Regions from separate parts of the Mus musculus genome. Here region 1 is linked to region 2. Evidence: chromatin loops called from intact Hi-C (ENCODE). Cell type or tissue: heart. All regions are shown on one strand. Each heading gives the region's core, and the rest is flanking DNA. Links, peaks and the distances in the headings are about the cores only. Region 1 holds the start of Gm38604 (a long non-coding RNA gene). Region 2 holds the start of Slf1 (SMC5-SMC6 complex localization factor 1).

Region 1 (16,500 bases), core at 2,889-10,888, 1.0 Mb after region 2:
GAACTAACTTATTCTGTGACTAAAACCAAGAATCTGAAATGAAAACACCCAACACCCCAAGAACGATATGTCTCTTTAAAGTTTACAGTTTGAATAATGAACTCAGATAGAAAGTTGGCAGGAAAGCAAGCTATGGCACCGTCACACTACAAACCATTTTCACTTTTCTGTCCAATTTCAGAGTGCATGTGTTTGTGAGTATTTCACTAGATCAGTGACAGCTCTTTATTTGCATAATTATATGCTCTGGTCTGAAGAGAAAACTAACCCCCAAATTTCATGGGTCACCAGACTGCAACAATCAATGTTTTATCACGTATGCGAAGCAAAATCTAAGAAGCTATATGAAGTTTCTTGGGGAGTTTTTACTCCTCAGAAAATTAAAGAGTTTTCCTCTCCTGAATAGATTCAAAATCTTTCCAAGTTCTTTGTAACTGAATTCTGTTTGAAGGCAAAACGAGAGATTAACATGTAGATCTGATTGTAGGCTCAATAATATTGCTTCAAAGTGGCTTAAGTAGAACAGCATTTTCCTTCACTAAACCTTAAAATTCTTCATACTATGAGGAGAAATATTGGTCAAGTTATGAGTTGCCAAAAGGAAGTCCATGTTTTACCATTGAATATAAAGTTTATTTTCTTCCTTAAAATACATCAGAGTTTTTTAAAGACCAAATAGGAAAAGAATGTGTACCTAAATACATAGATTTGTCCCACATATACATAGCTTCTTACTGACTGCTATGTCCACTGCTGTTCATTTCATGCAATCTCCAGACAACATGTGCAAAATGTGTCTGTCTATTCTGTGCCTGTATAGACAGTAGTTGCTCTATATGTGCTGGTCTACATAAAAGTTTGTAAAAATTTTTGTGATACAAATTTATCATGTTCAAAATATTCAAAACTTTGCAATAAATATTTTTAAGTGCTCCAAGCTTATTTGCGTCTGTAAATCTCTGCTGGTGTATAATACATACTTGTGTGTAAGGTTGGCTTTACTTCATTAAGGAAAATTGATTTTAAGTGCTAATGTCTTTAGTTTATAGGCACCCTGCCAATTTTGAATACAAAAGAGCATAGAGACACATGCAAACTGTGGTGGGTTTTTTAAAATGGAATTATTAAAATTCTGGAAAATTCTGTTTCTACCTAGTTTCTTAAAGAGTACAACATGGAGATGCACTTTTGTAAAAGCACTGGTGTGTGAACTTCATTTAAAGTTCATTACTTCAGACAACATGTTAGAGTCAAGAAAAGGGAAGCACTTGGGGGTGAGAATGCCATAGTTTCAAAGTATTTTATTCTCTGTCTAGAGATTGATAGGTCTTTAAATCTAGGTGTCAGAAATTTCCTAAAATGTTCCTATTATTTCAGTGAAAAGCAACCCCCCATAAGTTTTAAATTAAAATTGAATTATGAATGAAAGCTATTTCTTGGTCTTCCTCATTTGAGAAATCAAACCTCTGCTTGTCAAGAGCACCCCCCAGTGCTCTTGTCACCTGTGTGTGGGGCCTACTGAGATGGGCTCCTCTAGCTGCATAACCTCTGGCGCCCTCCCCAGGAGTTTCCTTCCAGAATGAAGGCCTTGGATCCCTTTAAGTCGAAACTCCTCAAAAGTGGATCTCTAAAACCCAGTAAGTCCAAGTTAAGAATTCCATCCAAATAGAACTAAAGGTTAGAGAACTGTGTTCTCCTGTGTCAGGTCACCAGCAACACCAACAACATTTCAGTTTTACTGTTTATACCTACCTGGGTTTTTGTTTTTGTTTTGTTTCTATTTTACCTTTGTGGGAGCATTGCTTAAGTATCAGGTGCTGCTCTCAGCTCTGCTCTGCCAAGAATGGAGAAGAATGTGTTCTTTCCTACTTGGTCCTATAGGAGGGAAGACCACAGTCACCCTTTCTATCATGAACATTTGTGTTTGTTCAGCTACCACCTAATTCTTACAATGTCAAAGATTGCTCTCTGATCCAGCTCATCGTGCCCCCCCCATACCTCCTAATTATTTTTCCAAAGCTTTTCATCTTTTTAAGTCACACTTAAATAAGTGGAGTTTTTACATAAACATGTAGTACATCCTGGACCCATGGACCATCAGAATGTGTCAGCTGAAGCAATATTCACAGTAAGTTGTGTTTTGTGGTGTATTCTCCCACCCTCACCCCTTTTGCTTTGCTTCAGTAAATTACTTAATATCATCCCCTGAAATAACCAGCTCTAGAGATAACAGTAGCACAGAGTGACACAACTTGGCTTTCATGCAGTTTTGAAAGAAAACCATTAAAATTGCATTGATCTCACAAATATTGATCTAGTGCTTGATATCAAATATCAAATGTGATGCTGTCAGTTGCTGCCGATCATTGTGTCAGCTGTTTGGATTCATGTCCTCTTTCTTCTTCATTGTCACATGGATTCAAGGTGCTGAGGCTACATAAGATTTCCATGATTAAAACAATTATGGTCAATTCTTTCCCTGTTTCTCACAATTCTGGCTTAGCTAAACATTGCATGATGCATTTGTTATATCATTATGTACAATGCTTTTCAAGAACATGGTGCCTTTCTGGATAGCTTACATTTATGTTTACAGAGCTTATATTTCTATTTGCAGTTCTTTACATTATTATTGAAATTATTTCTGTCTGAATTTGCTTTCTTTCTGATCACAAGCCTTTTGTAAAAAAAAAAAGATTGTTTTGCTTTTTAATAATGCAATTAAAAGCATTGCTTTACAACACAGAATTAATTCCTATCCAACAGGTAAATCGCTCCTTTTATTCTTGTTGACATCTATAGTATTTCACAAGTGTAGAATTCAAAGAAGTATTTAGGTGAAAAGTATATCTTCCTCAATAAAATGGGATCTAGCACAGTTAAGTCACCCTCTGCTTTTATCCCTAGCACTCTTGAAATAGCTAACTATCCTACCCTTGAACATATTTAGAGTGTCCAGTAATGCTTTTTCTCTTTTCTTTCCTCTTTATTTTGCAATCAGCAATTGCTGATTACATAGTTTGAAGTGTGATGATACACTTTAAGGAGGAAAATACCCCACAACAACGAATGACCAGTTAACACTGCTGTCTACGCTGTAATGAACCAGAAATGAAAGTAGGACCCGCCTAGAATATTTTTTATTGTGCTGTCACTTTTGTATTTTCCACATTTGCTAGGAGGGAAATTTTCTAATCCTGTGAGTTGGTGTCCCTTTTTACTTTTTACACCTCACCTCAGTTTGGAGACAGCTAAAAGAAGCTACGTGAAGGCACCGTGCTCTTCCCAGAACCATGGACAGCGCCCAGCTTCCCCTTTCTTCTCCCCTTGGCCCGAACCCCAAAGTTCAGGCCTAGCGGGATTCCTCACTCCAGCCACTCCCACGCCATAGGATATTCTCTTCTGAAACCTCTGATCTGAGCCCAAAACAACAGTGAGCTTAAAGACTACAGTTTGTGGGTGGAGAGTCTTGCTTGCTCCCTGCCCGGTAATAATCTTAGCGCCCAGAGTTGACTCTCCCTTTGCCAGCGAGTCTCCCGAATTTGCATCTAGTCTGCGCGGAGTAGAACGTAGCTCCACCCCGCAGTCACCTTGGTAAGCGTCTTTGCTCCCCCAACCCAAATTTCTTGAACCAACTTTTCATCACTCCCACCAGTTAGGTGGCAGAATCTGTAACAACTCCGCTTTAAAGGGTCTCTGATGGGACCACTTTATTCACAGGCCTATAATCTCAGTCACCACAGATCTACGTTTCAACGGAAGGAAGGAAGGAAGGAAGGAAGGAAGGAAGGAGGGAGGGAGGGAGGGAGGGAGGGAGGGAGGGAGGGAGGGAGGGAGGAAGGAAGGAAGGAAGGAAGGAAGGAAGGAAGGAAGGAAGGAAGGAAGGAAGGAAGGAAGGAAGGAAGGAAGGAAGGGGAAAAAAGAAAAAAATGCACACTCAGATGCACCAGCCGCTGATCCCACCACCCTGTTGGCTGAAGCTGTCGGACTAACTCTGGAGCTCCTAGGAGCTTAAGCGAAGCAAGCGAAGCCGATCTGCAGCAGGCTCTCGGCAGCCCTACTGGCCAGCTAAAAAGCCTGACAGCAACTTACTTGACAGCCTCAACCCAGGGGTTTCTGGCTAATACCCGCCACTTTTTCTCAGCTTCAAATCTCAGTCCTCTCAAGGAGTTTTAGATAAATCTCCTTGTTTGGCGTTTTACTTATTTTGTTTTGTTTTAATTATCGCGTTGAGCAAAGTGCAGTAATGGAAGACCACTTCCGTGTGGCATCTGATTTTTCTGCGTAGTCTCCCTGGCAACGCCAGGCGCCACTCCTAAGAGGAGATTTACAGATTCCAAATCTAACACCTTTGCTGTGTTGAAACTCGAACCTTATTTTATTTAGCTTTGAATGAAATTTATCCCCTCTCATGAGAACAGAATTTGCATCATCCGCTCTCTTGAGTCTCTGACACTGGGGTGTTCAGAGCAGGTGAGACTGTCAAAACCATGTATCTATTAAAGAGTGAATAAACACCGTTCCACAACAACTTAATGCAAAACTTTTCAAGTAAAAAATGATAAGAAAGTGAAATGGGTAAAGAACCCTGGTGTGTTTCCTTAGCAAACGGATTTCCACACTGCTCTGTATTATATGAAATATATGATACATTTCAGGAGAGTACTTTTCTTTACCTGACACAGCACTGCAATAGAAACATCAGTGAGTTTCTTAACCTAGCAGCAAGTTAGCCGCAAAACAGCATGTTTTTCTTTCCACTGAGACGTGCAAATGGTTAAATATTTCACCTGTGTGCATTTTAATTTGTTCTCTCAGAGCTGCTGTAAGAAGGTTCCTCTCTCATCCAACACACTCACAGGAACTTTATTCTCTCTCCCCCACTGCAAAGTCACTTCTGCGTTTGCTCCCCTCAAAGAGAATGTTCCCCTTAATTCGACCATTAGTTCAGTCTCAAGAGTAACTGTGTATAAATTCATGCCACTAGAGAAACTCATTCATGGTGGAAGTGTTTAAACTAGCAGCTGGACCCTCTATGAAAACTGATGGAAACTCACAGAGCTTAATGCATTTTGGCAGCTGGAGTGTGCAGGGCTACAAGGGGACCTGTTGAATCTTAGTGACCTGGGGACTCATTTATTCTGAACTATAGCACTCTCCACATCTGAATGCACAGCTCAGATAAATATCACTAGATGTTTGTAAGTCATTGGTCAGTGTGGTTTTTCTATGAATTGAGTTTCTACTTTGAAAATGTTTTATTCTAGCCTTCTGGGGTTCTGGAGCAAAGGAGACTCTGTACAAGGAAAGGCACAAAGTTGGAAACAAGAATTGGAGAAACTTGCGGTGACAGAGTGAATTCACTGAGTGGGTTTGGTCTCAGTGTGGATGCTGAGGGATCTTTTTGCTTCATGCCAACTTTCCTTTATTATTAAGTTTTTTTAGCCTTAAAAAAAAACAAAACAAAACAAAACAAAAAACACTGAATTCCTGATTCAATTTCAAAATGACTTTTCTGGGTTATTTAAATAAGTTAGAAACGTCCAGACAGGCATGTATATTTCAAGGCGACTTTTGCCAGAGAACACTAAATTTTGAAAGAAAAAAAAAAGTATGGCTCAGTTTCTATATTTCAAAATGTTGAGGATATAAATAACTAAGTCTCCATGAAATAAACGTCTGTATCAATGTTTTGCTACCTATCTGTGTATGTGTTTGGTGGAACTTTAAACCTTCCTAAGCCTTCCAAAAGCATAGATGCCTGTTGTTGTTGTTTTCTCTCCTTTAATTTTTAAGCATTTAATCCGAGTGCTGTCCTATGATTACTGATGTTCTGACCACTTTTGTCCCTCAAATCTTTTAAATTTTCTTCTACCTTGACCACTTGTCGATGTCAAATACAAAGTTCTTAGTTGGAGAAGTACATCTTATACATTAGAAGAATAATGTTTCTTGAATGAATTGGGGGAGGCAGGAATTAATACGTTTTATTCTTGAAGGTTCTGTGGGGAAGAGAAGTATAAGCCATAACTACCAAATGTCAATAGGTATTAATATTGGTTAAAGTGCACTACAGAGATCATCTGGAGGTAGAAGAGATGCAGTAGATCCCAAAATCAGGAAAGAGGTTGTCTGGGTTGCTGGATCCCCGAATTCCACTTCTGTAACTTGGCCAGGGGAGCTACCTGAGAGACTGAGGTTAATTCTGACCTTTTTTCCTGGGTGCCTTGCTACTCAAAGTGGACTTCAGATAATTCAGTTTGGGAGTCAGCTGTGTGACTATATGAAAGTTACTCCCCTTGGAAAAACACCGTGGTCTCAGCCTTTTCTGAAACACAGGCTTTGTCCTGTGCTGTGGAAAGAAACTCTTTCCATGAATAAAACTTTTGAAGAACTTTAAACTGTGAGGTTTTGCATCCGTTTTTTAAATGAGTGGCTATATTAGGAGCTTAGATGAACCATTAGGATTATGCTTTTGATATCAAGCAATTCAATATTGGAGGGACAAATGACTCAATTTGCAATTTATCCAGCTTTCACAACTACATATATTTCCAGAAAATAGCACCTGACTACATTCAACTTACAAGAGTCTAAACTAGTATTTCAGGAAGGCAACAAAATATATGAAGTCTTTCAGTAAATGGTTAGGAGAAGATTTGTAAACACTTGAGTACCTAGTGATCCTTGGAAGTCCAACACACTTAAATTTAAATTTTCAGGATCAACTTAACCTTGAAAGAAATGAGAGCCATTTGCTTAACTTAATCTGGAACATATGTTTGCAACAGTAGCAGGTTCTGTGGTGTGTGGCTGGGGATGATCAAGTTGTAAATTTTCCTCTTTAGGTTTCAGCGCCTGCTAATTTCAGCCTAACACCCAGAGTGAGACTGTGCTCAATCTTCACCAAACCAACCAAGATTTTACAAAAGGTTCTAAGGCACTTAGTTCTGGATGTCATTGATATCCCCAAAAGTAGAACATTTGTATACAAATCAGTTCTCAATGCCCAAAACCAAGTTCAGCCTCCACAGTTAAGGGGTCTTATGTTTATACAGACAGGCATTGCTTTCCCTTGTGAGCACTTCCTCAGCCATCAACACCTGCAGCTCTCTTTTTAAAGTGCACAGGGGCAGTAGATGCTATAAAATGATATCTTCAGCTAACAGAGCTATAGGTCTTCATGGCTTGTCTTCATTTTTTCTATCAGACACTTAGAACTATTTGTTTGTCTCTCTTTATATTTCAACATGACTTCCCCCAAACTGGTTTTGAATATCTGAAAATTTGCTAATGATTACATTGTAGAACCCACAAGCCATTCTTCATTTAAGCCAGCTTTGTGGTGGTTTTTATTTAAAAATATTTAAACATGTATCTGTAGGCATTGATTTTTAACATTTAGGGTTTAAATAAAACAGACTACATTTTACATCAATTGATGACACTCCATGATAGCAAATGGACGTAGTGCTGGAGGCGGATGGTAGGAGTGCAGGGTGAGTTCTTGGACCCTGCTGATGAACACCAAGGAGTTTAAATATCTTTACTTGCTGATTTATCTTCCTGAAATCCTTTAAAAGATTACTTGTGGAAAACTTAAGTGCTTTTTGAAATGTATCAAAACAAGTAATTGATCCACAATTATGCCATAAATTCAGAGGCAGAATTTCTCTATATTTTATTATTATAAGGATTAAGTGGACAGCTCCCACTTGGATGCTGCCTTAATACAAAAGGATGACAAAAATAATAATAAAAAAATTAAAGCAACAGTAACATTACTGGCACTGTGCTAATCAAACGCCCAAAACTAGTTCAGAATGGTGCTAAAAAGCTACTTTAATTCTGAATTGGAAGGTCTTGAGACACCGAGCGCCATCTAGCAAGCAAAGTTAGAATCTAAGAGAGTCTGTGTCAAGAGCACAAAACACCAGGAGACCAGCGGAGCGGGGAAAGGTGGCAGCTTGAAGATGTACCTGCAGTGACTTATCCATAAGTCCGATCTCACCTGAGAGCAGCATCACCTATGGGTTTCTACTTTTACCTCACTAGCCAACTCGGACAAACTAACTTCTGAAGTGAGGTGGCCAGTCTTTGTCTCAAGCTAAAGATAAAAGATAGCTCCTGAGTGGATTGCTTCTTGTCTTTAATTAGAACTGGCAGCCTCTCCATCTCTCTTTCTTGCATTCCCCAAATCAGACTAGCTTCAACTAGCACCCTCCTGTCCAGAAAAGGACAAAGAGAGCGGCTAAAAGCCCACCTTGAGCCAAAATGAGTCCCAGGGCTTCAGCACACAGGAGAGAGCATCCCTGGAAAAACCTAGCAGAAGTCATTTTGAGTTTCTAAGTCTGCCCAGATGTCTCCTGACAGGCAAGCTGAGATATCTCTGAGTGACACACAATTTACTTAACAAGCTACAAATGATCCTGGAAACTGAATGGTGCTATCTAAATATAAATAGTATAACTTTTATTCTTCTTCAGGCAAGCTGGTCTTTGCCATTTTCTACTACCTGAAGGAAAATCCAAGGTGGCTAGGATGTTCCACAACCACCCCTGTTGGTTTTCAGCCCTAGGTGATAAAACTGCCTTTTTTCAGTTTTTGCATTCTGAATCATGTTACTGAATATGAATATTCTTGAAAAGTGGGCTAACTTTAAACAGTACAACTTTAAAAGAACGCTAACAGGACATCTATGTGAAGAAATCAAGAAGATCCTCCTGTGCTAGATAAAAGCATGAACCCATCTTTTTCTTTTAAATCAGTAGCTTTCCATTCAATAGGCTAAAGAAGTTCTTCCCAGCAATATCTCTCCTCTAAAGAACTGACAGGTTTTGTGTGTGTGTGTGTGTATGTGTGTGTGTGTGTGTGTGTGTGATTTGATTTCAAGCCTGCAAAAATAAAGTCTAGCCTTAAATTCTTCCTAATTTTTTTTGTTATTAGATATTTACCTCTGTAAATACATATTGGTTCACACTATATTAGGATGTGGCAATAGAGCTTGGGTTTTCTGTGGCCCTCTCTTGCCCCTCTCCCCACATCTCCCACAATATCTCATAGTGGAAAGCTTTACAACAGGAAAAAATAACCAAAAAAGAAATACTAAAATATTAGAGTTTAGTTTAATGTTACTTGAATATCAACTTTTATCTCAGTAAAACCATGTATAACAGATACAAAATAATTGTCTTTATATTTTAATTTGTTATTTGCTGTGTAAAACAGCCACATCAAGAATAATAGCATCAGAAACAAAATGCTAAATATGTTCATTATAATATTTCTTCAGGTTAAATTATTTACAGAAAAATATGCAACAACAGCAACAAAATAACCACAACATATCCAACAAACTAAACCAGTAAATAGAGATGATTTCAGAACTAAGCTAGAAAAAGTCTATACCAGTTGTTCAAAGTCTCCTCGTTTCTTATCCCTGGAAATATGTCAGATTCTGAGGATGGATTGTAGAGTCCATTCATAGTCTCTGTTCTTTTTTCTCTACCTCCCTGCAGTTCAAGGGAAGTGTCAGAAACGGCTTGCCTCTGGATATGCACAAAAATCTAAGTGTGTGTGTGTGTGTGTGTGTGTGTGTGTGTGTGTGTGTGTATGTGTGTATGTGTGTGTGTGTGATGTTAAATAGCACATTTCTCCCATCAAGATCTTCTTAAACATGGAAGCTTCTCCTACACAGGGTACCCAGCTGTTTAATTTAACATTGATTTATTGCTTTTAAAAGTAAATTTACACACATGCCAGCAGCGCTCCGTTTTGTTTCCCCAGACTCTGAGATTTATTTTCTACTTAGCGCTTGTCTGACAAAACAATGTCCTTTAACTTTATTACACATCGATGAGGAAATCTGTCTTATTTTTGCTCAGATTTATTGCTGTGTTACTAGTGGGGACATTTGTGATCCAAAAAGGCTGAGGTCCAAAAATAAGTAGAAAATTAAGCAGAGTTGAGCACAAAATGGTAGAAAACAACAACTACTACTACTACTGCTGCTGCTGCTACTACTACTACTACTATTACTACTACTACTATTAAGAATTTGGCCCAACATACACCAACTTGCTGAGCAAAGTCAAAAGGAGGACTAAGGTCCCTATTAAGTCAAGTAACCAAGCAAGGGAAGACATTATTTTAGTGGACACTGTTTGGAGGGGGAGTAGTTGAATCTGAGCCCTGTGATATCACTAGGTTGTTAGTTAAAATGTCTGACATTATAGTGCAGGGATCTTCCTCTGTGTGACTCCCCATCCATGGCCACCTTACCTCCACGAAGAACTGCCAGCTATCACATTTGGATGATGACTGAGCCCAAGGGAAAGAGATGGACTTTGAAGCAGCTTTTGTGGAAACACTTCATCTACATTTGGGTTTTCTTTAGTCCCCAATAGAAAGGCCACTTTCTTCTTTTCACTGATAAACTGTCTTTGTGTCCTTTGCTTCACACACTTTTAAAACTTCTCCCATCAGTTCTTCTGCTCTTACAGATAACAACAACAAACAAATGTGAGTTCAAATCTACTTTAAACGTTTTTGTTTTTGTTTTTGTTTTTGTTTTTTTCCTCTCTAAAGCATGGTCTTCCATAGCTAAGGTTGGGAATGGACATAACAATAGTGTCTCTAAATGTGATGAAGTGGGCTTTGAAGAAATCTTCCTGTGAGATAAGGTTTTCTTGGCCACTGTGATTTCTCACAGAGATATCTAATATCAATTTACAGGCTTTCCAGTGAGAAATTAGGATGCTGTATCTTTTCTGTAAAAAAATCAAGATGTGACCAGATTTGCTATGAGGATCACGGAGAACTTTTTTAAGATGTCCCTGTCTTTTCTTTCCAGATATAGCATCTTTCAGGATCCTTGGGTGAGATCCCGACTCCTCTGCGGCTGCTCCAGTCACTGAGTACACAAAAACATGCTAACATGTTGGCTGCAGTATTTTTTTTCCAACCCAAAAAGATTTTTTTTAAAAAAGTGAATGGCTCACACTACTGACACACAAGACATGTTTAGCCAGGCGCTTCCAACTTAACACGAAATAAAAAGAAAGAAAAATGAAAAAAAGAAAAAAATACCTACAAGGGGGAGAAGAACTGTGAAACACTGAAAATTCTATTCATATTAGGATGCCCCTCACCCATTTGCCCTTGAAAAGGGGTCCTGTCACTCAGAAAGAACTGTTTCTTCAACGTCCCCCCACCCCACCCCGGCACCAACACACCAGCGGGCCCTGCTCGGCCGTGCGGCTCTGGCCCACTCCGCAGCCCTCCCCGCGCCGCACACACAGTTTCTTCCAAGTGCTGGAGAGATGGGAGATGCAGCTTCTCCTTGGCTGAGCCAGACGGGAACTTCTCACCCCGGCCCAACCCTGGGACCGCTGAGGGCCGGGCAGTTCTTTTTATGGTGGCTATCAGGCACCCTGGCTGCAGCCCCTCCCGGTTGCGGGACAGCGACCCTGCGCGCGCTCGCTCGTCACGTGCCTGATTTCCGAGCCCCCGCAGGGCCCTTTGTTAAGCACCGCCGTCCCCTTCCAGGGCTGGAGCCGAGAGGCGAGACCCAGAAGGATGAACCAACTGGACAATCCTGCAACCCTGGTTTTGCTTCGGCTCCTAGGAAGGCCCTGAAACTCGTTGGGTGGGTGCCCCGAAGCACTTAACAAATCAAGATTCCCAGCCATTTAGAGGAAGCTACTTGGGCCACCTCCAAAGTTTTGAACCAAAGGCACAAAGGAGCTAGGGGCCCAGTGGAGGGCGAGCCTCTGCGCACTGGGCATAACCATTGGGCCGACTTCCCTCCGTTCCATTCCACCCTCAATTCTCCCACCGCAGTCCTGTACAAGGCTCAACGACTCAGTGGATGGGAGTGTGTGTTTAAAGTGTGTGGTAGGTGCATGTGTGTGTAACCAGGTGGAAATTTCAAAGGATATATCCGACACATACAGAAGATGGGCCTTGAGCAAATGAACTGTCAGAGAGTTTAAGTGACTTGCATGGGTGGAAAGAGAGGGTCAGGTCTGCTCTGAGTGGAACATCTGCACAACATTCTAGCAGCTTACTCAACAACAACAACAAAAAATCTAGCCATTTACTGTAGAAAAAATAATAATAAAAAAGGCACTAATGATTATGGTTCCCACCCCTTCCCCCAAAAGGCCAAATCCTAATGAAATAATTCAAAGGTAGGCCCCACTTCCTAATAGTGGAATTAAACAACAACAAAAAGAACCCAAGAAAAAGAACTTCCCAACCTAGCCTTCCTAAGAGCCTGGGAACCTTGCTGAGGAACTAGGTAAACAGAAGATGAGCGAGTTTCTTTTGCGCTGAGGCCATGAAGCTGGCTTTACATATAGTTCCGCCTGGATACACAATTAAATTACAGTAAATTCCTCTTTAAATAGTAAAATATGGAATGCTCTTCAGAATTCAAATGTCTAGGGTTAAGTAGTTTTAAAGGTAGGTTTGAAATGGCTTGTGTGGAGAAGCAACCTTTAAGCCCTAAAACTATTATAAATATGCTAATTATCTGGGTGTCAGTTTATCTCTCCATATTTCTTTCTAAAATGAGGAAAGCATTCATAAAAAGCTACTTGGCACACTTTATTTTTGGAAAGCAGATGTTAATTTTTTCACGTATCATTTTATGACCAAGTACATGTGTAACATTGGAAGGCATCCAGAACGCCTCTATTATTTGCTAAATGACTGTTAGTTGAAACATATTATTCTCGGCCTAACTACGATATAGGTTATATCAATAAAGTAAACATCTGTTTTTTTTTTAATGGAGGGGGGGCATGAAGAGTTAAAAACGACAGAAGAAGGAAAAAAAGAGTTTGGGAAAGAAGACGCACCTGTGCTGTAGAAAATGGGATATTTATATTGTTCTGTGCAAAACAAAGTCTCCCAATCGGGCACTCGGGGATATTTACATGGCGGGAGATAAAGTTGAAAGCCTTTCCCGGCGTGCCAAATGGGATTCTCCCTGAGGCCTTCTGCGTGGTAAGATAACAGGTACTGAGCGCTCCTGGCGGCTGGGGCCTTCTCCTGCCGCCCCGCCCTCCCCCTCCTCTTTCCCCCCACCTCCAGCTCCCGCCCCAGGCCAGCGGGGCTCGGAATTCCCAGGCACCACGGAAATTTCAGCGGGGTTCCCAGCCGAGAAGTACGCTCCGGAAGCGTCCTCATTTGCCCTGCGTCGCTCGAGGACGCCGGCGCCCAGGATAAGCCAGTGGCGTGATAATTAATGGAATACAATATTTATGGCCCAATGTATTGACTCCGAGGCAAGTACGCCGCGTAGACAGTCCGTGGGGGTCTGGCAAACAGGGGGCGAGTGAGCAAACATAATGACCGGAGTACTTATGTCTATCGGGTTTGCTCACTTAAATCCGAGGTATGTAACATCATGATAAATATTAATATACACCTGCACAGCCCCTCAGCAACGCCATCCTAAACTCTCCCTTCCTGAGTGCTGCCCTTTACAAAAAGGCCAGAGAGGAGGGCTTTAACATAAAATGCTGCAAATATGAAAAATAGGTCACCAATAAAATTGGTCTCAGCATGGAGTGTAATTGCAACAAAGTGCCGCCGAGTAAAATCGAGGAGTGAGCTGGCTGAGGCGGCACAGTCGCGAACCATCTGGTGTGTATTAAAAGCGGTGCTGTAAATATTGCTGAGAGCTAATGCATTATCGGCTTCTATAAGTGCACACGGCCTGTAAGCTTTCCATATGTTAGAACATGTAGATCGGATGGGAGCAAGGAAAGGTGTTCTATCAATCACCAGCTTCGGAAACATCGGGTTTTGCCACTTTTGATGGAATTTTGGCCAAAACGTGTCAAATGTACATCTCCATTATCTGCCCCTCCCAGCAGCCCCTTCCTCTTGCCGCAGCTCTTCTTTCTCATTTTCTCTAGCTTCTCTCCTGCTCCCATCTTCCACCCCCCCCCCCTTTTCTTACTTTCCACGGGGATAGGGCAGGCACTGCTGACGTCACTTCATAGCAGTAAAAGAGAGTAACTGAGAGAGAAAGAGAGAGAGAGCGAGAGAGAGAGAGAGAGAGAGAGAGAGAGAGAGAGAGAGAGAGAGAGAGAGAATCATGTGTTTTTCATCAGTGCTAAATTTTTGCCTTATTCATAGAAACGAGCCTCCCAGCATGGGTACTCCTTCTGTTCTGAAGCTAGTAACCGTCACCACTCCCTTTTGTGGGGTGGTCCACAAGGTGGGGCGCAGAGTAGTCCTGTGCAGGGGTCTAGTGACAGAACCAGCTCTTTCGGATGAAACCAGGGGAAAATGAGATTCAAAGAGCACTTCTAGGGACGATTTCGCACCACAACGTCCAAGCAACCTCTACAAGCCGGCTGGAGGGCTCCTGGCTACAATGCAGTTTTGGTTTGCACCCAGGAACTTCCTTTTTCTAACTCGTCCCTCCATAACCCACCCCCCTACTGAATTGCCACACACAACATAGCTAATAATTTTCCCTGTCACATTACTTTTCTGGGGGAAGCAGCTCAAGTCTTCTCTTTCCTGATGATACCCCTTATTTAAGCGGTTACTATAATTACAACCTCGTCTCTTCTGAATCCCCCCCCCCCCCGCCTCATATTACTCAGCTACAAGTTTTGTTTTTCTTTCTTAAGTCCACTGGTAGGAACTACCTCTATTGCGTCTATGCTGTCCCGCAGAGATCACTTTTTCCCAGTTGGCCTGGTCTCTCTCATTATTTCTACTTCTTGCCATGCACCTCTTTCCCTCCTTTCCCTCTCACCTGTACACTCAGAACAAACCTGAGACTTCAGTGTGGGTAAACCTGTCGGCCATGACAATCCAGGCTCAATCAGCAAATAAATAAAATTCTTACTTTCTTGGTTTTTGGCTGCGGGCTGCGTTCCCCTCCGGCGGTAGCCTCCTGTAATTATAGGAGCTATATTTCTTCCCTGGGAGACATTCGAGGGGATTTTTAGTTGGAAGTTTGTTTCTGCTGAGTTACTTTGGATCCTGGACCAGGGACTCACAGTGGCCAGGACCAAGAGGCTCTGAGTGAAGTGCAGATTGAGACATATCCAGTTTCTTCTAACAGGATCATTTCATGTGGGAGGTTGGACACAAAGTTTGCACTGGCTCGTGACTAGCATTCTAGTGAGAGACGTGCATATTTTAAAACAACAAAGCAGGCTGGAAAGAAGGCTCAGGGGAGGGGGGGGGGAAGCTGGAAAGAAGTTACTAAGTGACAAACATCTGTCAACATGGGATAACTTGTATACTCCAGTGTGCAAAGCTATCTGGCCAGCTCTATGAAGTTCAAGGAACAGAATGTGGGATAGTCCAGTGGATACATATTTGTCTCTGGGAGACCTAGTAATTTTTTTTAAAGACCCTACCCCTTAAGTAAAAGGACAATTAAAACTGCACAAGTGAGTATAATTTTACAATTATGCTTTCCTGAATTAATACTGTTCGAATCTCTGAAACTGTTGAAAAATGTACTTTACCTTAAAACGATGGGCAGGGAATAGAAACTAATAAGCAGGGTGTCTAGGATACCAAACCGAGCAGAAGAAAGGAGAGAGACAAAGCTCAAGCGGCCCATGTGCTGGGTCCCAGCTATCTGTAACCAGCAAACTGTAAAGCACAGGTTTCCACACAACATGTGTGTTGGGAGCAAAACGCATCAGCATCCTTCCTTCAACAAGGAGGGATGGCAAAGCAGTTCCAGGGGATTTTCTCTTTTATTTAAACCTGGACTTTCAACAAGAGTGTTATGCATTTTCAGAGAAAAACAATAACAGTAACAAAAAATAAAGTTATTAAAAGATGATGAAAAATACTGGTAGGCGTCTCTCTCACCACACACACACACACACACACACACACACACACACGACCTCTTAACAATCATATAAAAGTTTAGGCTCCAGCGTCTACTGAGAAATCTTTTTCTCTTCCCTCTTCCAGCTCTGAAGACAAAAGGAGAAAGGGCCCAGTGGTGAGAGGGATATCTCTGTTAGTTGTCAGCATAGGTCCATGGGTTAGGAATGCTAATGAGCCTCTTGGCCAGCTCAAGACTTGGTTCTTGCTTTCTCACACACTGATGCTCACACACACTGGGGTCCTGCAAGCTGGCTGACAGGCACACAGACAGAGCATCCTGCCCGACTGCCTCTCTGGCCTTTTTCCTCTGAGCCCAGAGATCGATCGCTGACCCCATCATTAGGCCAAAGCTTTATTTATCTGGCTGTGCAATGATATTATCAGCCTTAAATGTTATATACAGCAAATGTCTTCCTAAATCAACACAATAGGTTAGTTTGCAGAGACTAGCTTGGTCTGTCTTAAAGAAACCCCTAGATATTCTCTCTCTCTCTCTCTCTCTCTCTCTCTCTCTCTCTCTCTCTCTCTCTCACACACACACACACACACACACACACAAACACACACACACACTCTCCCCCTCTTCTCTTCTCTTCTCTTCTCCACAATTGGGGG
Region 2 (16,500 bases), core at 5,088-13,087:
CTATGAAGTTTTAAAATGAAATGTAGCATTACTTGAACTATTATTACTAATTTAACTTACTAATTTAAATAACATTCACTGTATTGTCATATTAAATTTATTGAGTTAGTGAATTTTCTAGAGAGTGTACTTATTCTGTTTTTTATCTGGGCACCAATGATCTTTTAAACATCAGAAATAATGCATAGTTTTGTTTGCTCTGGGTGTATCAGTGGTGAGGAAGCGTGAAAAGTCTCAACTTGGATATCTCAGAAAAATAAAGTAGGAGAACACTGCTTCCCAACATAGACAGACGGAGAGCAACCTTGAAGAAGAAACCATGCTTATTTGTAATGAGATGGTGGGAAACAAAGGGGACGACAAGGCTGAGGTCTACTAATGCTTTAAGGTTTGGGCAATTTGTCCCAATTTTTCTGTTAAAATGTTTTTCTTAAACAAAACATATAAACTAAAATTTAATCTTGACAGAATAAATATTTTTTTGTATTTAATATATATTTCATGTGTTGGAAAATTTTAAACAGAATAAAGCAGAAATCAAACAAATCTTTTTAAAAATAATATGCATATTGATATTATAACCATAATATATTTCTAGAGACTTAAAATGCATCTTTTTCTTACATGAAGTTTTTTCATGAGTTAGAGAAAAGGAGTCTACTTACCTGCTGCACAAGCTGCTAAAAACTTCTCACTCTTGCACAGTCGTTCAGCTATAAGATGTGTACAGTTTTTATATTTCTGAAGGGAAGAACCCACATCAAGCAATATTACTACAGAGAAAAGTTCTTAATTAAAAACTTCTACCTTACGTTATCAAAGGGTATTTTATGATTCTTAAGTCAGTATTTTAATTCTATTTAATTCTATGTTGAACATTTTAGTAGATTTCTATACTCACCTCACTCTTAATAAAAGTGCAATCTAGTTTTAAAAGCAATTTGACTAGAGCTTCCTTTTCTTCCATCTTAAATCCTGTCATTTGGATGATATGTTTTGTGGCACTATCTTCCATCTAGCGCAGACACATACAGAAGATAGCAGATGTTAAACATTATGCATAAGGTTGCCTTATTTTTTTCTTAGTTATGAGCACTAAAATGAAACTAAAACCATGGAACATATTATGAATTAAACATGTTAAGCTTACTTGTAAACAACGATGTTAAATATAGTTACTACAATAAAAAACATTTTCAAGCTAATTTTTCAAAACCTTAAAAGTGAATTTTTGTTGTTGTTTCACCATTGAAACCCTCCAGTATTATACTATTTTCCATTAAAACACAGCATTGAATATTATTGTTTACACAACAATAGAGGCCTATGTAAATATGAGCATAATTACTGACAGAACTCATATTTCTACAGTATTTATACTAAATAACTTTAATATTAATAATTTTAATATAAGACTGCAACTTTTGTTTCCAACCTACATCTCTAATTTCTTCCTCTCTTCCCACCCTCCACACAGCCTCCCTGATATGTTTGTGTGTTCAACATACCACAATATATCTCTGATATATATACTAATTACATCAAAAGGTAAACAGAAAAACCACATGGTTTTAACTTAACTTTATTTTCATGGGACTTCAACTCATGAAATAAAATTCACAAAGTACTTTGTGTTTAAGGTGTTATCTAATTCATAGATCTTCTAATTTGAATATATGTTTCTTTAAATTAGGTAGTCTGGAGACAAGTACAGCATATAAATGGAATTCTAGAAACGTTTGTTTCTCTGACATTTTTGTTGTAACTTCTGCAGAATAGGATCTCATACCATAATCAGAACAAAAATAGTTGTTATTCTCAACATTCAAAGAAACAATTGCTTCTCAGAGAAATCAAAGTTACCTTTCAGTGTTCAGCATAGTATGTACACTAAGCAAGAATATGGTCCTGGATTTAATCAATGTACAGCAGAAAAAAATGTTTTAAAAGTGTAGCAATTTGAACAAAGGAATAAGTGAAGAATGTTTTACAGAATTTTATTCTGACAGACAAAAACAAGGTCTCACATACCCATGAGTTCCATACCTGTAGAATATGGATGTAAAATATTTGGGGGGAGGGACCTAGAATTTGAACTAACACTTAAAGGTTTTTTTTTTTCTTCTCAACACTATTCCATAATCAAAATAAAGTAATAGCTATTTACACAGCATATATACTACATTAGGAATTTTAAGTTCCTGAGATGACTTAAAGTATGGAAGGGGATATGTGATTTAGATGATCACATTTTGGTACCTGAGGAAAGTTCTGGAACCAAAGTTTTATAACACCTCAGGACAACACACACACACACACACACACACACACACACACAGAGAGAGAGAGAGAGAGAGAGAGAGAGAGAGAGAGAGAGAGAGCGCTCAAGGACACAACTACGCAAATTTACATGTATACACACACATATACAGACAAACACACTGTCCCAATCCCCACTCCAAAGTTAAACCACATTCTGGCATGAGACTGAAAGCTTCACTCTAAACCATCTATGTTTAAACTAGCATACGGGGTTAGGACTGAACTTTCTCTTTCCATGTTTAAAGCTCCTGAGTGGAGAAAGAGTAACTAGGGTAGAGCAATTACAGTGTTCCTCTTTCTACCTTTTCTCATGCTTGGAAGAAACTCCTCGAGCATACGTGCATATCTGAGAAACAGCTCACATTAATGCTTTCTGACACACTGAAGTCTTGAATTGCATGGGCAGAACAGCTCACAGGTCACATGGTAAAGAGCACAGTAGAGCTGCACATCATAGCCACCTCTTCCAAGTCCAGTCTTAGTCAGTCAAAAGGCTGGTACTATGACCTCAACAAATCTGTCTTCAGTATTTGCCAACTGACTCCAAAGGAGGCAACAGGGATACAGTGTCAGTCTCTAATACACTGAAATCCAGATGAAAAACATAAAATATCTTTAAGAATGAGACTTTCAAACAAAGCCAATGCTTCAGTGTAATTGATTCTGGCTAGGACACAATTATAAAATGTACATTGATGTATCTCATGAAAAAATAAATTTATAAAATTCTATGATCAGTAAATAAGACACAAATATTTCCTTGAGCAAGGATCTTTTTACTGTATTGATTTTAAAAATTATTTTCAAGGTTAATATAGGTAACACTTGAGTGACAATACCAAATAATACAGACTAGCAATATAGATAAATTTTACAGAGTTTTACTGTAGTTTAAGAAAAAATGTTTAATTTAAACAACACCAGAACCCACACAGTGAAGATACACTTGTATTATTCAGCATATGCCTGTAACTAGGGGAGAAAGTTGCTTTCATTAATTCAAAGGATTTTTTTTTTAATTTAAGTAAATCTTTTAGTAATTTTTGTTTAGAAAATGATACATTGTTTTAGAATAACCAAATAAAACTCAATGTATCTATAACAATTGTCTTGGTATTCAACCAGTGTTTTTATAGATCTCAAAAGCCAGTTATGAGAGAAAGCTATGATTTTAAAAATAGTATATATTTTCTACATTGTATTTTTATTTATGTATTTATAAGTCAAGTTTTCAAAACCAGTTAGCAGGCTTTTTTAAAAACTATTACGAAAAGAAGAGGGATCAGAGTCATTTTTACTTAAAATCTTACCTATTGAAAACATAATTAAAACTGTTATGGAATAACTGATTGGCAGAAGGACAGGGTGAAACTTAGGAGCTGAGCACGTGCCTAGTATGAAGGGGACACGGGAATCAATTCCCATGCCTTCCTACCTCCAATAATCAAAAGAGTAAAAATAAAATTTCTGTAACACTGTTACCAACAAGTTGCCTTTATGCTTTATGCTTTATGAAAATTACATGTTATGTAGAAATAAAAGAATATCTATCATACTTTGTTCTTTTCATATCAGTAATTGCTACTTTAGATTTTGAATTAAGTGACATTTTAATAAATTGTTTTGAGGTATAAATTGTTAAAGCATTTGAATGTATTGAAATTTATATATATGTATATATATATACATGTATGTGTATATGTATATATATGTATGTGTGTATGTATATATACATATGTGTGTATATAGTGTGTGTATATATATGTGTGTGTATATATATATATATATATATATATATATATATATATATATATAAAATATGGGTTTTTTTTTAACCATAAACCTTGTCCTTATAGCATACATTTTGATGGCCATAATCCCCTCCTTATATTTAGCAACATTTTCAGCTAAACCACATCTCATAATAATGAAAATAAGACCAAATGTATTCAGCAGCAAAAACCACAAAAGTATTTTTAAAGTAGTTTTCTTATTCTGAAAATACTTAATAAGAAACACAAACTTTTCATGTAAAATCAGGAAAAGGAAGAAACAAGAGTGATAAAACACAATAACCCAATTCAAAGAATATGAACACATAAACGTTTAAAATGAAATTAGAAAGCAAGACATTTATTCACATGTTTATCAGAAAAACAGGAGGCGTATTAGTTATCTTTTTGGTAATAAACCTTGGACATGCACAAAACTAGCATTTTTTAGAAAGGAAAGACTAATCTAATTGCCTTCTGTAATTATGTTATTAACCTGAGGTAAAGGCTTATATAACACAGCAATGTTTTTGAATATCATACTATATGACTAAGATGGCCTATGTTGTTAAATATATATGACTACATGGGACAATTAATGTATACATAAACACGACAATATAGACTATGGATGTATTTTATATATAAGAGTTCTCCTATATCCTGCAAAATTAAGAGAACAGTAAACAACAGCCTGATGTGTCAATAAGTTAAAAGAGAACATTACAAGCATGTACCTAATGCAATAACATATATTTGTTTTATAGTCGCATATGCCTGTAACTAGGGGAGAAAGCTACTTTTCATAAACTCAAAGGAATTACTTAAGTAAATTCTTTAATAATTTTATTTAGAAAATGACACATTGTTTTAGAAATAACCAAGTAAAACTCAATGCATCTATAAATACTGTCTTGGTATTTATCCAGTGTTTTTATAAATCTCAAGCCAGTTTTCAGAGGAAACTATGACTTTAAACACACTCTCTCTCTCTCTCTCTCTCTCTCTCTCTCTCTCTCTCTCTCTCTCTCTCTGTGTATGTATTTGTAAATGTATGCATGTACCTATATCAATAAGCAAGGCAATCGAAGTAGGATTAAGTTTTATGTAGGTGGTATGTTCTGAAGTATGGAGGACTGAGAGCTTACTTCTAAAGATCTTTGAATATAGGAAAGAACAAACAATCCATAACACAGTTAATACTAGTGGCATTTCTAGAAAGATTCCATATCTTCCTAGCTGAGGTGGGGGTAAGAGAATGAGAGATATGAACCTTCAAGCACCAACACAGATGACAACATCACATAAAAGAGGAGAAAAGAGACCATTAGTTTTTAGCAACTACATGTTTATCTTTATAGTAATTTACATCACTACATTTATAATTATAAAAAAGTTCTTTGTAGTAATTTAAAAACTTCCTACGAATAATTCTTTAAAATGTACTTACCCTGAATCATACAAAACACAAAACTAAGAAGGCAGTGATTGTGAAAAGAGCTGCCCTTTATACATAGCAAGCAACTGTCACTGTGGTGTGGACTTTCTTAAAATATCTCTCACCACGGCCTATCCTTGATGCCTGAAATTCTTTGACAGTTGGTGTCAGCCAGAAGCACCAGGAAACTACAGTTCTCATTACTGTGATCATGTATATTCTATCCTAAGTTTTTAAATAGAACATTTGAATTCTTTACAATATGCCAGTACTGGCACATGTTTGAAGAATGGAATTACAATATGTTAAAAAGGAAATTTAGAAAGAAAAGTATAGACAATCAAGCATGGTGGAGTATAGCTTTAATCCCAGCACTTAGGAGGCAGAGGCAGGTGGATCTCTGATTCAAGCCAGCTTGGTTGGTCTACACTGTGAGTTCCAGGCCAACAACAGCTACAGTGAGACCCTGACTCAAAAACAAAGAAACAACTACAACAAAAAAGAAAAAAACAAACAAACAAAACCCAAAACAACAATAACAAAGGTAAAAAAATAAAGCAAAGGCTTCCGGTTGGGTTGAGGCAGAACAATGACTACAAGACAGAGGTCAGCATAGACAGAGTGAAACCCTATGGGACAGGATAGGCAAACAGGGTAGGTGAGAGGGTAGGATCAACAGTTGGCTAAACAAATTGCTTCAGAAAGAAGTCATTGTGCCTAACAAAGTCCTTGGAACAAGTGAGGGTAAATCTTTCCTATTCTGCATTATAATGTTTTATAACCACTCATATGTATATATATGTGTTTTAGTTCTTATACATATATAAGAACTAAATTTTTACTTTTAAAATTATCTTTACCAATATTTGTTTTTTAATTTCAACAAACACTGAGTATAGAACATTTCAAAAGTACTACGAGTATATAGCAATTTAAATCATCTCTAATTTTTTTACATTATAAAACTGATGTATTAGTTTTGTGTGTGTATGAAAAACAAGCATATAACAAAATGTGGGCATGTATTTAAATTTTTTATTAATTTTGGATTTTTGATTATTTTTCCATTGTTTTAAAACCGCATGTTAAAAATTAGCAGTCTCTTTGTTTTCATTATAATAGGATAATATTTTGATTTAAGACCATCTTTTACTGGAGATTATTTGAACAGACTTTTACAAAATATATACAAGTCTCCAGGACGGTTAATTTCACAGCTTTGAATTCACAATTTGAGAGATTTAACTGAAAAATTAAATTTAAACTTAAAATTACAATGAAATTGAGTATGGCCAAAGCTCTGGATTTCTGTTTTACAATACTGCTACAATACATACACTACAATAGCATACACTCCTATACTATGTGAGTTATATTCTGCTGGCTCTGAATTGTGTAATTACAGGTGGAGTGTTGGAATCCTGGCCTACGAAATAGACCTTTGGTCTAATATATCAAGCCTTTGGAATTTGTTTTAAAAAATGTTGTTAGTGGCTCAGCAGGTAAAGGCTCTTGCCACCAAGCCTAAAGACCTGATTTGATCCCAATACACAGATGGAACATATATATACACAGGCACACACAAAATAAACATAAAAAGAAGCCATCTTACTTCCTGTCCCACCTTCCCATAATGTGACCTTATTTAACTGAGGTCTGGAGGGACTGAGAATGGAGCTCAAAGCTACTGTGTCTACATAGCATCTGCAAGACCCTAGGCTCAATCTACAAGCAACATACAAAACACAAATCTAAACAAAAAACCCTAAGTCCCTAGTGATGAGATTTCTGAAATATTCTTGAATATTAAAAAGAAATGGTCATTAATTCCTTTAATGAAGAATTTGGAAACAGAGAATTAACAAAATGTGTAAGAAAGAAAAAATAGGAGACTGAAGAACAATGTAGAGACATTCCTATCTCTCCAACACTATACATGGTGCTGGCTGGACTAAAACTTTGAATTTGGGATTAAAGTAGTCCTTAAGAAGCAAACTGTAAGAAAAGCACAAGTCTAAGATTAATTAAAATGATTGATTTAATTCTTATTAAGAACCAAGTGTGTTCTACAAGTCTAAAAACTTCATATATTTATCCAGTATATCTACCTAAATGTAGATGAGAATACAAGATACTGGTAAGAATGCTGGAAATTACACCTAATTTAACCTAGATAAGGAAATAAATACTGAGTCAATCCCTAGTACCAAGGGCAGAGAAAAAAAAAAAAAAAAACCTACCTTGAGGATTTAAATCTTTGGATAGACAGTGAAACCAAGATTTAAGTCTGTTACTGTGGAAAGGCTATGCCTTTTCTACAATGCCAATCTGGCTTAAATTTTAGACTTAATCTACCTCTCTTAAACAATCTTATGAGGCAATTTTACAAAGCAATCTAATTTCTATCAGTATAGCAGGAAGGTAATACTACATGAAAAAAGAATCTACTACGTGGGATAGGAGACATTTAGAACAACAAAATGAAGAAATTAAACAATTATTAATCATTTTCAAAAACATAATTCCAATATCTAAAATATTCACATATTTCCTGGAATATTCTAAAGAGTTTTATTACTTTCCTATTGATAAAAGTTTCTATTTTTCTCTCTCAAAACAGATTTGGATCAATTATTGAAAATTTTCATGCATATTATTAAAATAATATATTTTAAATTTCAAAATAATCTTGTTGGAATCGCTTAAAAAGAACAGGTGATGTTCGACTTAAGTTCTGAAAGTATTCAGTCTCCTTTAGCCTTATGATTTTAACCTATGGAGAACTGAATTTATTCTTTACCTGGTTTTTAAAACAGTGGAAATTTGTAGAATAATACAGCCAAGAAACAAACTGAAAATACTATTTAATTAGTAAGCCTATACTATTGGTTTCCTAAAAATCAAAGAGGCAGCCATGGAAATTGTGAATGCATGGAATGGAATTTTAACTGCTCTTTATTTTGATTATGAAAAGGAATTACAACAGACTACTGTTTCATACACCAACATGATCTAAGCTTTCTGCTTTACAAAAGCAAAAATATTCTAAATCATATCATTGATTTTCACCCAAGTCAATGAAGCATGAGAAAAATCTCGACTAAGAAAACAGGTCTAACTGAAGTTTAGTTGCTTATTGAAGACTGTCTCACATTAAGATATATCTAAACATTTGAGTGTTTCAACATCCTAGGTCGTGAAATTCTTAATGTTACCTTACAAATAATCAAATTTCTTCTCACACAAATCTACCCAAATGATCAAGCTATGTTTTGAACACCTAGAATAAACAAGAATCATTCCATTCACAGCAACAGCTTGAAAACCAATATAAGACCTGGGTCGTGATTGAATTCAAGTCATTTCCAATGTTTCAAAGGAATTTTTTCTCTTATTTATTTATCTATTTTCCTCTGTAGAGGATAGTCATTTTTCACAAAAGAGCTTGGGGAATTGAAAATCAATTTCGATCAACCACAGGTCCCAAATCCCGATTTGGAGTATTAAGGTAAATGAGTATCAATTTAGCCAGACCTTGAAAACGCAATACATTTCTGTCACTTAGAGTTGTCCTGGTGCTCAGGAACCCCAGGAACACAAACCCTTCCTTTAGGAGAGGTGCTCGCGCGCTGCTGTTCAAAGCCTACAATACCGCTGAGATAAAAAGCTCATTTTCATTTCGGTGTGAAAAACAATTCTACTCGAGAGAAAGAATGTCTCGTTTTTCATCTTAATGAAAGGCAGGCCCTGGGAATCCCTGCCACCTTCATGGAAGCTAAGGTTTGTAGGCATCCAAGAACTGGCACGGGGTGAGGCGTCCTAGGCGGTTCTATGGAAACGGGAGACGCGAGCGGCCTAGCGCCCGGAGCCCCGGCAGCGGGCAGCGGCCTGGGCGCGCTGCGGGGCTCGCCAGGGACCTGTCTGCCCAGAAGGGCCGGGCAGGCCGAGATCGGAGGGCCCGGCCATCGGCACGGGCGCGGGCCCCGAGTTCACCTTGAAGGAACCAAGGCTGTGAAAGCACGAGCGCCAAGCGCCTCCGCGGCCCAGAGAGGACGGCCGGGAAGTCAGAGGCGCTGCCTGAGAACGCGGTAAATGGCGTCTTCCGAGCTGAGGCGCTTTACCTTCCCGGCCGAAGCTTCTGGGCTGGTTTCGTCTTGCGAAGCTGCCGGTGGTGGCGGTAGGGGCGACGACTACCACCGTAGGACTCCCTGCTCCAATAAACTAGGTTCTAGGAAACAATTTCCCGCCGCGCGCTCGGCGTTCCCGGAAGCAGTTTACCAGTTCCGGGTGGTTGTCAGTGACGCTCTCGAGCGGTCGCCAGGGCTGCCTGAGATGCCGACTATTTGGTTCTGGCCAGCGCGTCAGGCCCTTGCAGGATCAGCGCCATAGACGGAGATTGGTAAGTGACTTTTCCCTCTCTTCCCGGTGTTTTCGGCCTGCCAGCTACCTGCCGAATGTGGATAGGACCGAGAAGTGAGCAGACAGAAGTTGGCCCCCTAAATCCCCATCCTTTCCTCTGGTGCCTGATCCTCCTTGAGGCTGGAGAAGGCCCTGGGATCCGGCTCACTGTCTTCATTCGCTTGACTTACCTCCAACGTGGAAGTCGATCTTAGCCGAAGACAACTGGTTCTGTGCAGTGTTTCTACCCTGTCTATTCGCAGGGTTTGGTCTCCCTGTTTCTTGAAAGTTACATTATGTACCCTTTACTGAATACTGTTAAAATAGTTGGGGGTTCACTTGGGAGGGCAAGCAGGCAGCTGAAGACGGCGGCTTTTGCATGCATTCAGAATGGGACATTCCTGATTTTCAATTAATTGAACTTTTCTCCTTCAGTTTTAATTAAAAATGGCTTCTGTTTTTGTTTTTTTTGTTTTTTGTTTTTTTTCTGCTATGCATTACTGAGACGCTATCATTCCTATAACGGTATGCATCAGCTTTAGATACACGTTTTATGTTGTGGAAATCATTGATTAGAATCAGGTACACTTTCAGTAAGGAATGTTCTGACTTTACTATGAACTCACTGCGAATAGTTCAGGATAATTTTGGGTGGGGATTTGGAGTTACCCAGAGGAGTTGTAAAGAGAAATTGCTTTTGACAAATGTCTAGTTCGAGGAAAGATGCTCATTTATTCAAAGACGCAAAAAGTGTTACTCTTTCTTGACCAATGCAGTTTCCTCGGGGGAGTTCACTCATCCTCTTATTATTTGTTGATCACCTTTTCCCATTTCTCCAAATCAGTCAATCTCAAAAGACGTCTAGAGTGTACCATAAATTAAAATATAATATTAGGACTAGAGAGATGGTACACTGATTAAGAGCTCTCTGCTCTTCCAGAGGTCACTAATTCAATTCCCAGCACCCACATGGCAGCTCACAACTATCTGTAACTCTAGTAACATGAGATTCAGTGACCTCTTCGGGTGTGCAGGTATACATGCAGATGAAACACCATGTACATAAAATATATGCATAAACAAATCTTTTTAAAAAGAAAAATGTCATATATTCAATTAAAGGGACCTGAAGCATCAGACAAGCGCCCCTTTGCCTTTTGAGAGTAAAACTATATTTAGAAAAGCATGTTGATCTTTTTAACTGCCTGTTTGATTAATCACTGAACTTTTATAGTTTCTGAATGATGCAAATATTGTCACCTTATGATTTTTTTAACTTATATCTTAAACAGTTATAAATACTTTCAGGGAGATTTTATGTTCGTCACGCATAGCAACTAGCTTTAAAAAAAAAAGCACTGTTCTTATTTGTGCCTTGGATTCATATAGCACTTCATGAATGCTCACAGGTGTCTCTGCCTTCTGCCTAGCAGTTTATATTCACTATTTAATGTTTACAAAAGAAAAATCCTGTCTCTTTGCATACATTTTATAGTGCAACTGAGAGGTCGTAACATATACGTATAAAATTGTCATGACTGAGATTCCAGTCTTCCTGATTCTGGAACTTAGCTCTTTACTGTATTTACCTATCATGGTGACATGTGATTGTAATTCCAGTGTTTGGGAAATGGGACATTGGGAGTTCTTTTTTTCTTTTTTACACTCCATATTTTATTCCTCCCTTGCCCAATCCACCCTCCGACTGTTCCACATCTCATATCTCCTCTCCACCCCCTGTCTCCTCGTGGATGCCTCCAGCCCCCACCCCACCTGACCCCTAAACTCCCTGGGGCCTCCAGTCTCAGGAGGGTTAGGTGTATCATCTCTAAATGATCACATACTCGGAAGTCCTCTACTGTATGTGTGTTGGGGGTCTCATATCAGCTGGTGTATGCTGTCTGTTTGGTGGTTCAGTGTTTTGAGAGATCTCAGGGGTCCAGGTTAATTGAGACTGCTGGTCCTCCTGCAGGATCGCCTTTCTCAGCTTTCAGCCTTCCCTAATTCAAAAACAGGGTTCAGCTGCTTCTATCCATTTGTTGGGTACAAATATCTGCATCTGACTCTTTCAGCTGCTTGTTGGATCTTTCAGGGGTCTGTCATGATAGGTCCCTTTTTAAGAGTACTCCATATCCTCAGTAATAGTGTCAGGCCTTGGGACCTCCCCTTGAGCTGGATCCCACTTTGGGCCTGTTGCTGGATCTTCATTTCCTCAGGCTCCTCTCCATTTCCATCCCTGTAATTCTTTCAAACAGGAACAATTATGGATCAGAGTAGTGACTGTGGGATGGCAACCCAATACCTAACTTGATGACCTGTCTTCCTGATGGAGGTGGGCTTTCTAAGTTCCCTCTCCCTACTGTCTGGCATTTTATCCCTTTGAGTCCTGAGAGTCTCTCATCTCTCAAGTCTCTGGTGCATTCTGGAGGGGCCCCTCAACCTCCTATTTCCTGAAATTGCCTGTTTCCATTCTTTTACTGGCCCTCAGGGCTTCAGTCCTTTTCCCTCACCCAATACCAGATCATGTTCCCTGCTACCCCCATTTTCCCCTCATTTATTTTCCCTCCCAGGTCCCTCGCTCCCTTTCCACTTGGGATTGCTTTCTTCTCTCACCTAAGTGAGACTGAGGTGTCCTCACATGGGTACTTCAGCTTGTTGACTTTTTTGAGTTCTGTGGACTGTATCTTGGATAATCTGTACTTTTGTGGGGGGGGGGGCGGGGAGGGTTAATATCCACTTATTAGTGAGTACATACCATGCACATCCTTTGGGGTCTAAGTTACCTCACTCAGGATAATATTTTCTAGTTCCATTCATTTGCTTGCAAAACTCAGGATGTCCTCGTTCTTAATAGCTGAGTAGTACTCCATTGTGTAAATGAACCACATTTTCTGTACCCATTCTTCTGTCATGGGACATCTAGGTTGTTTCCAGCTTCTGGCTATCACAAACAAGGCTACTATGAGCATAGTGGAACTCGTGCCCCTGTGGCATGGTGGGGCAACTTTTGGGTCTATTCCCAAGAGTGGTATAACTGGATCTTCAGGTAGATCTATTTCCAATTTTCTGAGTGCGGCAAAAAGCTTTATTGCTTACTTCTCAGGAGGAAGACCCCGAACCCGGAAAATGGAGCTGCTTATATAGCCTGCAGCGTGACATTTCAGCACCTGATGTGGCGTGACAGCACCTGATTAGTTGCTCGCCCATCACCCCATTACTATGCCCCGAGATGGGCAGTGACTAGGCGTGAGTTTACTCTTGCACTTGTGCATAAGGCTTGTTTACTAGTTAGGCGCAGTGGAAGACAGCGCCATCTTATAATGGGGATTGCTCACGGCATGGCTCTCCACATCTGAGGAATTTCGAGATTGATTTCCAGAGTGGTTGTACCAGTTTGCAATCCCACCAGCAATGGAAGAGTGTTCCTCTTTCTCTGCATCCTCTCCAATGTGTGTTGTCACTTGAGGTTTTGATCTTAGCCATTCTGATTGGTATAAGGTGGACTCTTAGGGTTGTTTTGATTTGCATTTCTCTGATCACTAAGGACTTCTAACATGTCTTTAGGTGCTTCTCAGCCATTTGAGATTCTTCAGTTGTGAATTCTTGGTTTAGTTCTATACCCTATTTTTTTGATTGGAGAGTTTGTTTGGTTTTTTGGTGGTTAACTTCTTGAGTTCTTTATATATTTTGGATATTAGCCCTCTATCAGATGTGGGGTTAGTGAAGATTTTTTCCAAATCTGTAGGTTGCCGATTTGCCTTACAGAAATTTTCCAGTTTCATGAGGTCCCATTTATCAACTCTTGATCTTAGAGCATGAGCCATTAGAGTTCTGTTTAGGAAATTTCCCCCTGTGCCAATGAGTTCAAGGCTCTTTCCCACTTTCTCTTCTATTAGATTCAGTGTATCTGGTTTTATGTTGAGGTCCTTGATACACTTGGACTTGAGCTTTGTATAAGGTGACAAATATGGGTGTATTTTCATTTTTGTACATACAGACAGCCAGTTAGACCAGCACTATTTATTGAAGATGCTTTCTTTTTTCCATTGTATATTTTTGGCATCTTGTCAAAGATCAAGTGACCATAAGTGTGTGGTTTTATTTCTGTGTCTTCAGTTCTAGTCCATTGATCAGTCTTTGTCAGTCTCTGTACCAACACCATGCAGCTTTTATTACTATTACTCTGTAGTAAAGCTTGAGATCAGGGATGGTGACTCCCCCACCTTTTCTTTTATTGTTAAGAATTGTTTTCTCTATTCAAGTTTTTTTGCCTTTCCAGGTGAATTTGAGAATTGCTCTTTCCATGTCTTTGAAGAATTGTGTTGGGATTTGATGGGGATGGCATTGAATCTCTAGATTGCCTTTGGTAGGATGGCCATTTTCACTATGTTATGTATGCTCTGAGAGCAGTGGATCCTCAACTGCTGTGAGTTCAAAGGGTCCTCCACTGCTCTGCTGCTCGGAGTGCAGTGGGTCTTCTAGGATAGATATGGATATGGAGTCTTCATGGGAGCAGAGCAACTAGGAGTCTTCCCCCCCACACCCCTTTTTCAAATAAGCTTCTACACAAGTAGTCAGGGTACCTTTGTGAGCTTTTGCTTCCATATGGTGGATCCACAGGAATACTACAAAAATCATTCCAGATGGTGTATCTAAAGGCTCACTTTTCCTGACTCACAATTAACATTCAAACAACAGAGATTTTTGTATTCTCCCTTAGTCTTTTAGGGATTTAAGATTAATGCAGGTACTGGAGAGATGGCTCTTGTAGAGGGTCTGGGCTTGGTTTTCAGCACCCTCATTGTGGTTTAGAATAAATTGTAACACATTCAAGGGGGATTCCACATCCATTTCTGAGCTCTGCTGGCATCAGGCACTCCTGTGACTCACATACATGCATGCAAACAAAGCACTCCATATACATATCATACAGAATGTACTCAAAGTCTTTAAAAGAATATTGATGGAGATAACTGCATTATCAATTAGATAAGGATGAAGAATCTCTTTCCTTATACTTTACTCTGAAGTGAAGTTATACATAGAAATAGCTATTACAGGTACCATTTACAAACATTGCTATTGAAAAGCATGGCAGTAGCATGCAGAGTAAAGCATTTGCTTTCTGGATACAGATGAAGAAAGTCCTGGTGAAGAAAGATAAGGAGGAGTGTGGGCTTAGTGAGAATTCTACAAGGTGATAAAAGGAAAGAGTGGACAAAAGAGAACAGTCACAAATCAGTTGGATGCATAGGGCAATGAAGGCTAGTGGAAGCTAAGGTGCAGTTGGAGTTGAAGATCAGCTGTAGACACAGTGTATGCGTGTTTAAAGACATTAGGCTTTTCACTCTGTGCACTGATTTGTGTGTGTGACCACAGACTGTACAGGGTTGAGTTGTCACTTATTTTTCTTTGTTCTTTTTCCTTCTTTCTTGAAGGTTGATTTCTCACAGAAATATTTGCATATACAAATAACCCAAAAAGAAGGAAATGAAAACCTGCTCATTAACCCCACTCAGAGATACCTACTCATCATGTCTTCTACAGTGTTTCAGGTTTATGTGTGGGCGCTTTAGAAAGAAAAGTATTTAGCATTCAACAGTTTCTCTTGTGACCTACTTGTTTCCCTAGTCCATGAATCTCCCTATGTTAACAATGATGAGCTTTAGGGCCTGCATAGCACTTAGTCTCAGGAGTGTGTAGTCACTTTTATAGAGATAACCTACTGCAAAATGATAGTGAAATAAATATTTTGAAGTGCAAAAAAAATGTTTTGTAATAAAACCTTTTGACTTTTGTATCTACTCACTTGTAACAAATTAAATAAAAGGAAAAGATGACACCGGTCATGTATAAATATAGTATGACTCATATAGTAAATAGTATCAGATTATTCATTTTTACTAGTTATATTTAAATTTTAAAAGTCAGACATTTTAAAGGGATTTGTAGTAAGATGTTAACATCTTTCCATTCCCCTCATACTTAATTTTATATAATTAGATTTGATTATATTTAAACTTAAAAAATCAGAAGATATAAAGGGTAATATATTAGTCTCTTTATAATTTTCTTACCCTCCCTAAAAAAATCAACCTAAATAAATAATACCTTGTATGAATGGAAAAAGCACATTGCGTGCATAATACAATTTTAATAGAAATAAAAATAGAACACCCTCATAGAAGCAGGGGGAGGAGGAATGGGATAGGGAGTTTCTGGGAGTGGGGGAACTGGGTAAGGGGATAACACTTGAAATGTAAATAAATAAGTAAATATGTAAATAAATAAATAAATAAATAAATGCAACCAAAAAAATAACTACAAAATGTTCAGGCATGTGGACTATGGAGGGAAAATTTTGAAAATGTAGAACTCTGTGGCTTTACACCTTGCTTTCCAGAAAAGGCTTCTTGGTTTTTTCCTACCTGGCCCACAGCAGTTTGTGGTTGTGACAAGTGCTCTCCTGGAAGCTTTCATTATTCAAAAGAATTCTTCCCTCACTCTGGCCTCTGGGTGTCAGAGACTCTGTAGATATGCTTATTTCTCACCTTCTGCAACTTCCACCTG

The links. Hi-C counts contacts between places; a loop is a spot of excess contacts. Peaks named below come from ENCODE experiments on the same cell type or tissue, not always from the same donor. Only the 100,000 strongest peaks of a DNase experiment are listed, where the experiment ranks them.
Region 1: it touches region 2 in a loop (2.9-fold over the local background); 3 of 42 quality-filtered maps call a loop at or near these places.

Annotation. Positions count from the first base shown.
Region 1 is chr13:78,168,099-78,184,598 of GRCm38, forward strand. Gm38604 (a long non-coding RNA gene) reads right to left here and starts at 10,864. Exons shown (of 3, transcript XR_873690.3): 1 at 9,409-10,864; 2 at 1,787-1,875. It overlaps 3110006O06Rik (a long non-coding RNA gene), which reads left to right and starts at 3,190. Exons shown (of 2, transcript XR_003950646.1): 1 at 3,190-3,594; 2 at 10,853-14,875. In heart, for the core only: a CTCF peak has its summit at 7,875; no DNase peak of the experiment used is centred there; H3K4me3 peaks cover 342 bases; H3K27me3 peaks cover 5,601 bases.
Region 2 is chr13:77,125,700-77,142,199 of GRCm38, forward strand. Slf1 (SMC5-SMC6 complex localization factor 1) reads right to left here and starts at 9,769. Exons shown (of 21, transcript NM_134071.3): 1 at 9,654-9,769; 2 at 902-1,015; 3 at 666-741. The coding sequence starts at 1,015. It overlaps 2210408I21Rik (RIKEN cDNA 2210408I21 gene), which reads left to right and starts at 9,837. Exons shown (of 20, transcript NM_001145676.1): 1 at 9,837-9,931. In heart, for the core only: no CTCF peak of the experiment used is centred there; DNase peaks (open chromatin) are centred at 9,372 and 9,812; H3K4me3 peaks cover 2,582 bases; H3K27ac peaks cover 1,348 bases.